Regions from separate parts of the Homo sapiens genome. Here region 2 is linked to region 1. Evidence: chromatin contacts called from ENCODE Hi-C or POLR2A ChIA-PET data. All regions are on one chromosome and are shown on one strand. The core of a region is the stretch at or near the end of the contact, and the rest is flanking DNA. Distances in the headings are between cores, read along the strand shown.

Evidence for each region. Hi-C counts contacts between places; a loop is a spot of excess contacts on that map. ChIA-PET counts read pairs that join two places held with the same protein, here RNA polymerase II (POLR2A).
Region 2: a loop to region 1 is called in a map of natural killer cell, with 4 times the contacts of the local background. The contact joins two enhancer-like sites. A Hi-C loop is called at or near these places in 1 of 168 maps with a recorded cell type or tissue (natural killer cell). POLR2A ChIA-PET finds 5 or more read pairs at or near these places in 1 of 52 experiments (MCF 10A).

Annotation. Positions count from the first base shown.
Region 1 is chr10:7,258,621-7,263,345 of GRCh38, reverse strand. All of the region lies in intron 7 of SFMBT2 (Scm like with four mbt domains 2), which reads left to right. Among named protein-coding and RNA genes, the nearest start is that of SNORD129, 74 kb to the right of the region's middle. Within about 2 kb of position 2,690, at least 12 of the 41 ENCODE cell types and tissues checked have a DNase peak (open chromatin) inside an H3K27ac peak, as active enhancers do.
Region 2 is chr10:6,471,364-6,476,088 of GRCh38, reverse strand. The region is part of intron 12 of PRKCQ (protein kinase C theta); the gene reads left to right. Among named protein-coding and RNA genes, the nearest start is that of PRKCQ, 110 kb to the left of the region's middle. RefSeq lists an enhancer at 1,910-2,089. Within about 2 kb of position 2,033, at least 7 of the 41 ENCODE cell types and tissues checked have a DNase peak (open chromatin) inside an H3K27ac peak, as active enhancers do.

The DNA of each region.
Region 1 (4,725 bases), core at 1,441-3,940:
CACTTGAACCCGGGAGGTGGAGTTTGAAGTAAGCTGAGATCGCGCCATTGTACTCCAGCCTGGGCGACGAGGGAGAAACTCTGTCTCAAAAAAGAAAAGAAAAGAAAAGAAAAGAAATAGAGGCTGTTTTGATGGTAGGTGATTTTGTTAGCAGACTGGTGCATGTCCCTCTGTGATCTCGGTGCCATTGATTGAACTTGGGAGGTTTCTACCCCATGGCTGGAGCCGGGTCTGTTCTCTCAGGCATCCCCAGTGTCTGGGCCTGAAAGCATGGTTCTGCAGAGTACGTGCTCCCCTACCTCCTGTTGCCATTCCCGTTTCTTTACAGACTTGAAGAGGTTTGTTAAACAGAATCTCTTTGGGTGGAAAACCCCAGAGAAGTCCAGTTCGTTGAATACCCGTCCCTGGCAACATACAGAACTGCGAGGTGGGGTTCATCTGTGGGATCCTTTGCCTGTTCTGGGTACTTGAACTGAAGCACATGAATTCCATGGCAAAAAAGGACCAGCGGGGCCATCTAGTTTTTATGAGTATTGGAGAAAATCTTATAAGAGACACACTAAAGAGGGCAACATTGGTCAAACAATAAATGTAACTATAAAAATCGCAAAATCCAGATCTATACAGAGTTCGCCATCGCAGCTGCTTGATCACTGGGGCCTGAGCTCCGCTGTCTGCAGTCCGTTAGATAGCAACTTGCTTTTAATCCTAAACGTTAAGAATTTAAGAATTTAGTCAACTTTCAGTTATCTGCTCCGGGAGTTCTCACTCCCAAATGGCTTCTGCTTACCGCGGATAATTCTGGCTCTTGCCAGTTCCCGGGGAACTTGCAGGGAGGGTGAGATCATATTAGCATGAACTTAGCGTAATTGGTGTATGGGATTTGGAGGTGTGCAAAGGGGATACATCTCTTGTTTATAAAACTAGACACATTTCAAAGTGATCATTGTGCCTGATTTTTTATTTTTTGGGCCATTTTCTATTCCATTCTCTATTAATAAAAATAATTAAGAAAAGATTATAATTCTTTTATCTACAGAAGATCTTATTGTGGATTTAAGCCACGGTAAAATTGTTTGGAGGTGGCTCCCCCATCCCCCCTCCAAAAAACATTAAAAAACCACCAATCCTTTTGCAAGTTAGGCCACCCGTTTAAGCCCCGTAGTGCCTTTCATGAACAGACACTTGCTCCAGGGAGAAACCTGATGTAAAGAGAAGTTTGAGCTTCTCTCTTTTAACTTTAGGACTTCAGAGGTTTGAGAGCTAATGGAAAATGAGGACCCCATGTAATAAGGGGAGCCCAGTGGTGTGGCCATGCCACCGGGCCTTGCCCTTCAGCGCTGTCACCCCTGCCCCCAGGGAGGGCACACTGAGGAGGCTGGCCTACTTTGCTGGGTGTCAATAAAAGGTGTGGGGACTGTTCATTCCTGAGCTTTCTCTCTTCCGTCCTTCCGCCAGCCACCCTACTTTGAATCTGCCTGTCTCAATGACATAAAGTCAAGGATAAGATAAAATCTGCCTCCAGTTTTGTCGCCAGTGCCATTTATAACCAGAAAGGCCAGCACGAACATGTCAGATAAACCTTTACATGAATATATGATGTCCTGCACTTAACAACTTGATGAAAGGAAAGGCTCAGTTTAGGAGAGTGGAAACCTGCTTTAAAGCTCCTTAATATTTAACAAGATCTTGCACTTGTGGTGACCTGCAAAGTCTCTAGATCACAACAGGATTTATTCTTTTCCCTGCCGGCATCTGGATTCTCCTAAAAGTAAATCCATCCAGACATGCCTGCATACGTAACCCCCACCCGGCAAAGGGATCAGAACATTTGGTCATTTCGCCTGTGAGTCTGTACTGATTCATGCACTCCCTGATCCTCAGTCATTGCTGAGCATCCGAAGATTCTGAGAGACTGCAGGTCTATAAACAATGGGACAGGGAGCCAAGGCATGGCCAGAGTGTTACAAACCCTGGCTTTCTGTGTGATAAGCCACTCACCTTGAGGACGTTTTTGGAATATGCATTAACCTTTCAGACCTTTCGGGATAGCATAAAAAGGTACGAAGGAAAAACATAATTGAAGCCATAGATGAATCATAGGAACTCAAAAACCATTCTTCATTGGAAAGTGTTGCAGTGAATTGGTGAGCGTTTCTAGTGATTCGCACCCACGGGCTGCAGACCTTGTGCTGGGTACTGTGCATATACTATCTCACATCCCCACAGTAACCTGACTCGAGAGGCACAGGAGTCTTACTGGTTAAGTTCAGGAATTGCCAGGCTCAGAGAAGTTAATTTCTAGTCATACCTCATACAGAGAGACCATGGGTGAGCCAGGATGCACAGACGTACCTCAAACCCAAGGCCACACTTTTTTTTTTTTAATGTTTCTTTGTTAAACTGGGGTATTTAAAGACTGCGCAAACTCAGTATTATTATAACAAAGAACCAGAAAATGAATTCTGAGAGTATTCAGTGTTGCCTATTCAGTATGGTATTTGAACTGGAGTATGTTGCTCAACTCCTTATTACTCAGTTGCTTTTGACGAGGGCTCTCCTGGGATTTTGGCCAGGATGATTTTTTTATTGTACTAAGTGACAACTGCCCCTGCCCCTTGCCAAATAACTGTCTGCACTGGGGAATGTGGTAGATGCCGCCTGTGTAGAATTAGAACCAGTGGTGTAAGCCGGAAGAGTGGCCCCATTTTTCTTGTCAGTGATTGGCTTAGGGAGAGATTTGTGACCAATTTGGGTCAGTAATAAATGAGGACATCTGCTGGTAGTTTCTGGAATAGGTTTCCTTGCTTTGAAGAAGCAGCATAGGGAAGAGGGGGCCTTGCTCTGCCTGAGAGGCCTGGAGTTTCTGCAGCCATCTTGAGCCCACAAGGGAGGAGCTGGACTGGGGAAAGCTGTCATATTTAGGGTGTGGAAGGAGGAGGATGAAAAGAACCGAGGCCATTTCTGACATTGCTCATGGCTCTGTTCACCAGGCTTTTCTATTCACTTGCCTTTTCTCTGGACCCCTTTGCTGTGTGAGATAATGGATTTCCTTATGGTTTATACCAGGTCGAGTAGGGTTTTCTGTCTGGTCTTTGTGTGAGAAGGCCCTTTAATAGATAAAGGCTTCCTTGGGGACCAGTACCATTTCAGGTGACTGGTCTGCTTGTCTGTAGGTTGGAAATGATTGCTTACTCCTTGCAAACAGAGAACCCATTGCTGCCATAGTGGTAGTAGGCAGTGGGTTAAGGAGTACTTGAGTTATTGTTATTGTCCTGTGCATGCAAAGCACCTCTTGTACCACCATATTGTGGTCACCATTGTTTATGGTTATTGCTGTCATTCATAACAGCATCTTTGAATCTTATACACTAGACATTCAAAGTGGAGGCAGTGGGAGGGTAACAGCAGCACCAGGTCTGCAGTGTAGACTGGCAGCACCGGGTCTGCAGTGTAGACTGGCACAAATGTAAGTGTGAATTTCCAGTTCTTGCTGAGACAGCATCAGAGTGAGTCAAAATTAACAGGGTTGGTTGGCACTGCTGATCACACCAAGGGGCTGAAGGGTGGGTACTAGAGTGAGTTAATGCTGGAGACAGAGGCAGAGAGAATCCACTGATGCTGAGGAAGCTCATCAGAAGTGTAGGGGGAGGAGACCACAAGGTCAGGTGTCTCATCAGCGATACCTGACTTCTCTCTTAACCGAATCTGAATCAGTGGTCCTCAACTCAGGGGCCAGGGGCATGTGCCCTTCAGTGGACATGTGGCAAAGCCAGGAGACATTTCAGTTGTCCCAGGTGGGGGATGCAGTCAGCATCTAGTGGATAGACCCCAGAGATGCAGTTGCAACATCCTACAGTGGCAGAACAGCCCCCCAACAAAGATTCTGGCCCCCAAAGGCCAATAGTGTTGAGGCTGACCATCCCTGTTTCTCACCTGGAAGTGGTTGATGGAGGGAGCCGAGGGCAGCTGGGGTGTGAGGAAGGCTCTGGAGACTGAAGCTGTTATTAGATCCAGTCCAGGCTGCTTGGCAGTGGGCACTTTCCAGTGGGGAGGCTTCCCACTTGTGGCAGAGCACGTAGAGGGGTTTGCAAGCTCTCTGTGTTTACTGGCCTCCACGTTGGTGTCTGGGAAGGGCAAAACAGAAGCTCAGACTGCTGGGTGGAGAAGTTTTGCGCCTTCCCAGCTCTTGCTTCTTTCTGTGAAGCATGCTGGCGTCATGTTTCCATGACAGCAGTTGAGTTAATGCATTTAGGGGCCCCCTCAGCGTCCACCACATCCTGCCTGTTGTAAATTGTGTGGTTCAGGTTGTGATCTATGATACTACGGTCCTAAATTTCTCATTACTATTTTTTAACTTGATTGAATGCACAGCTACTAGACAAAATCGCTCTTTACCTCTGTAAGTAAAAAATAGAAATGCTTATTAGTGTTCAGCAATAGATTTTAAAATTACATTTTTGTTACAAATACTTCACTGGCTAAATTGAAATCAGTGTGATCAAATTGAAATGTCATAATACTATTGATTTAATAAATGCTGGCCTCCTAATATCTGTTTTTCAATGAAACTAGTATTACGGGAGTAATTTTCTAATGAACATCTGAGCACTAGGTCATTGGTAAAACAAAAGAAGAATGATATCATAAATGGTTCTGGATGGTTTTTTCAGCGGGACCTGGCATGCTGATACGAATAGAGGAATTAAAGCGTAGCTCATTATA
Region 2 (4,725 bases), core at 784-3,283, 790 kb after region 1:
AATAACTCCCACATGCTTAGCGTTCCAATAATGGAACACTAGGCATAAATGAGTTCCGTGCAGCTGGGATGCTTTACCAAGACCTGAGCCACAAGTGCATCCACAGCATTGGTGCTGGGAGAGAAAAAAAAACTTCAGCAGAGAATGTTTACATGAAATGTAAATCTGACTGGCTCAAGACTCAGATCTCAAGGAACTGAGTCCTTTTAGAAAGAGGAAAGAAACAAAGGAAGAAGCTTGAATCACCTTTTCCAACACCCCGAGTTGTTGTTTTTGAGATGTCTTAATTATTCAAACCTTGCTTGTCAAAGTAACTGATTAAATACCACAAGTGAATGCAAAAGGCAACGATTGATACGTGATATGGATAATGCTTTGTTCTGGGAACATGTTGGGAATGACCTTTCTTGGGAGGACAGTTACCTGTGTATGCTAGTGTAGACATCAGATAAGATAAATTAACTATGTACTTCTCCAGGGCATTGTTATTTTTTAAAGGAAGTTATTCATCTGCTCTCTGCCTCCAAAGAGCGCACCTGTTGAATACCAGATTATTCAGGAGATTCTGAGGACAGGTATTCACTTGTTATTAATTAGGGTCATTTGGATTAAATTGTTAAAGTTTTTAAAGTTCCTAGATGAGGGATATATCACCTATGGAAGGGTGAAAATATGATAAAGCCATTTAGGAAGCTACAAAATGTGAAAATTCCTGTGGACTTGGATTCCGAAGTTCAAGCCCAGCTCTGCCGTTTATCAACAGGGCTCTGAGGCACCCACTTTACCCCTGCCCAGGACAGAGAGTAAGAGTTACAGGCAGAGGGGCTGGGAGCTGTAAAACCAGGGGCCCTAATGGGACGGCACCGTCTGGGGACATAGATGTACAGGATAATTCATGAAATCTGAACCTGAATCTGAATGAGGCTCAAATCAAAAGAATCTTCACAATGAATTTTCTGTGTGCTAGATCAAAATGACTTTGTACATCATCCAGGCTCTGGCATAAATTACTGGCTCAGGGTCTAACGTAGATCAGCATTCTGAGAGGCTGCTGTCTTGGCAAGAGGAAAGAAGGGCTAGCTCTTCTTTCTTTTACTTTTTTTCTAACATTTCTTTGTTGTTAATATTTACATTTTCTGTCTTACAAAGTCTGCAGGGCTTGAAATTGCACGATCCCTTCTCAGTACCCCCTTCAGTGCGGATGCCAGCCAACTTTTGCACTACTAGATTTCCAACTTAGATTTTTAACAGTTTCCATTACTTACATTTTAAAAAGTAAAAAAATAGGAAAATCCACAATAAAATTTGTCTACAAGAAGAGTTGTCATAAATCTTTTAACTATCCACTTACAAGTAGATTTAAAACAATTAGAAAAAAATAATTAACCATAAAACTTTGAAACACAGGGAAAAATAAACACTGAAACAGTTTCCCTCTTTTTAGTTATGCTGCAGTAAAAGAAAGATTAATAACTCAAGTATCCAAAGTTTCTGTGTTCTATCTCTGATAAAACTGTGGAAAAATAAGAGGATTTATTTCTAAAATTTGTTTGGAAAGGAAAGATGCATCTAACACAGTAAGGATGCTATTTCTTTTTAATTTCAAGGAAATAATTTTCCCTTAAAAATTAAAAGTGAACTAAAGTCTACCTTCCTCTGTGTCTCCTTTGAATTCTGAAAGGCCGATCTGTATTCTGACATTTAAGTAGTGTTACTATTTCACACCTAAGTAGCTCTAGATCCTATAGGAACAGCTCTGTCTCTGGGTCGTTCCCTCAGGTTGGATTTGAGGGCAGGCCGCCGTGGTTTTGCAGGCCTCTGAAGAGAGGCCTCCCAGGGTGATGCCAAGAGGCAGAACGCTAGTGTTCCTGGATTCACATCACTGCCCTTGACTCCCACACTCCCAATATGCACCAGTTGAACATTCTTGGTCAATATCACTTTGAAATTTTTCTTTTATGAAAAAGAAAACTGAGTTTCACTTTCTATTCATAGAACACACAAAGCTCTACTTCCGGTTATGGCTTCAGGGCATGAGTGTGTGAGTTACTTTGAACAAGTCACCTAACATTTCTTTGTGACACTGGTTCTCCTTTTTTGCTTCCTAAGGATAACGTGAAAAATAATAATAATAACAATAATAGCACTTGCAGAGAAGTTTGGATCTTTTTTGGAGAAAGTACCATACTAACTACAAGATATTATTATCATTTAAAATTAAAAAGAAAAACTCCTTGAACTTGATACTTTTTAAAAAGTATGTCATCCTGGTATTTCCATAGTTTTAAGGCAAAATCCATCTAAGAAAGTTTTTAATTTCAAGCATTTTATTCAGAAACTGCTTCATCTGAAGCTCTCAAAAATGCTGCAATCCATGAACCTTTCAGTTGAGCTAGGAGCCCTGGAAATTACCACAATTGTAGCAAAGAAAAGAAAACCCACGGAAACCACATCCTTCCAAAGACGTGTCCCTGCACTAAGACAAGAATTAACTTTTCATGCTGCCCCCATCTGTAGTGACAGATAAGCCTCTTTTCTTTAACGTCCTCTGGCGGCGTTCTGATCCTGAGAACGCTTACACGTTGTTATTTCAGAAACTGGGGATCACTCAGACATTCTGCAGGTTCCCCTGCTATGTAACCAAACTGTGATTTGGCAAATGTTAGATTTTATAGCAAATTTACAAAAATGAGTCGATTTACAGCTGTCAACCTGAAATAATCAAAAAGGCCAGAATCTAATTTAAAGAGCATTTATTCAAACTCAAAGTTTGAGGATGGCCCACCTGGAAACACCCCAAAAGAATGAAGTCAGAGTTGTAAAGGAGGGAACTTTAGGGTTTCCATAGGGAGAGACAGAGGCATTTTTAGCAGGATTACATTTTTTCATACAAGGCTGGTGCATAGTTCCAGGAACTTGGTTACAGGCAGTGTTTCTTTTTGGGAAAGGGACATTTAACATCTTTTACAGAGTGTGCTATAGTCATGGGTTTTCTGTCATCTGGTCTAAGGAAAATAGGACAAAAAAAGGAAAAGGTAATCTTTAACAAGATTCATTAATTAAAAAGGCAGGAGGCGGCCAGGCACGGTGGCTCACACCTGTAATCCCAGCACTTTGGAGGCTGAAGCGGGTGGATCACCTTGGGGTCAGGAGTTTGAGACCAGCCTGGCCAACATGGCGAAACTCTGTCTCCACTAAAAATACAAAAATTAGCCAGGCGGGGTGGTGGGCACCTATAATCCCAGCTACTCAGGAGGCTGAGGCAGGATAATCACTTGAACCCATGGGGCGGAGGTTGCAGTGAGCTGAGACCACACCACTGCACTCCAGCATGGGCGAAACAGTGAAACTCCGTCTCAAAAAGAAAAAAAGAATAAAAGAAGTCAGGAAGTGTTTGTCCCTGACAATTGTTTAATTCTCTCTAGTCATTGTACAGAACAAGAGAAAAAAGGAAGCAAGTTAATCTATAATCTGAGAAACAGAAGTTGTAACCATATGTGACTCAGATCACAGTCGCATCTCTCTCAAGGCGTAAAACGCATTTTAGGAATTCTAACACCTTTTAAATGTTATTTATTTTCACACAGTAATTTATGGGAAATTAATGTTGCACTCACAATGTTTCCTTACAGTTTTCTCGTCCAAATACACAGGAAATAACGGGCAATGAGTGAATACATATTCAGGAATTCTTGGACTAAAAGAACAAGACACTCACTCAGTGCATCTGAAATGCCGCATCTTTCCTACATGCCTGCTTTTTTTTTGTTTGTTTTTTTCTGAGATGGAGTCTCGCTCTGTCGCCCAGCCTGGAGTGCAGTGGTGCGATCTCGGCTCACTGCAAGCTCTGCCTCCCGGGTTCACGCCATTCTCCTGCCTCAGCTTCCCAAGTAGCTGGGACTACAGGCGCCCACCACCATGCCTGGCTAATTTTTTGTATATTTAGTAGAGATGGGGTTTCACCGTGTTAGCCAGGATAGTCTCAATCTCCTGACCTTGTGATACACCCACCTCGGCCTCCCAGAGTGCTAGGATTACGGGCGTGAGCCACCGCGCCCGGCCCCTACACGCCCACTTTTTAAGCTCACAGATCTGTTCTCATCTTGATGTGACTCTGTAATATTCTTCCAGGCTCATGGCCCATATTATCTGCCCATTCCTTTGTCAGCCATTCTCACAAAGTCCCAAAAGTATTGTCACCAGCTTCCCAGAAGACATGAGCATTTGACATCTCCTTCAAGAGAGTGCCTCAGGAAAGTGCATGCCTTCTGTGAATCTACTATCCCTCTTTTGTTTTTTGTTGTTGTTGTTGTCATTGTTGTGTTTGTTTGTTTGTTTTGAGAAGGAGTCTCACTCTGTCGCCCAGATTGGAGTACAGTGGAACGATCTCGGCTCACTGCAACCTCCATCTCCTGGGTTCAAGTGATCCTCCTACCTCAGCCTCCCAAGTAGCTGGAATTACAAGCGTGCGCCACTGCGCCCAGCTAATTTTTTTTTCTTGGTATTTTAGTAGAGATGGGGTTTCACCATGTTGGCCAGGCTGGTCTCAAACTCCTGACCTCAAGTGATCCACCCACCTCGGCCTCCCAAAGTGCTGGGATCACAGGCATGAGCCACCATGCCCAGCCTACTCTCCCTCCTTTGAAACCTTGCTGACAAACTACCTACTCTATAAATCACGCTCAGATACACTAAATCCTACTTGTCATTCAGACGCTCAGGCTT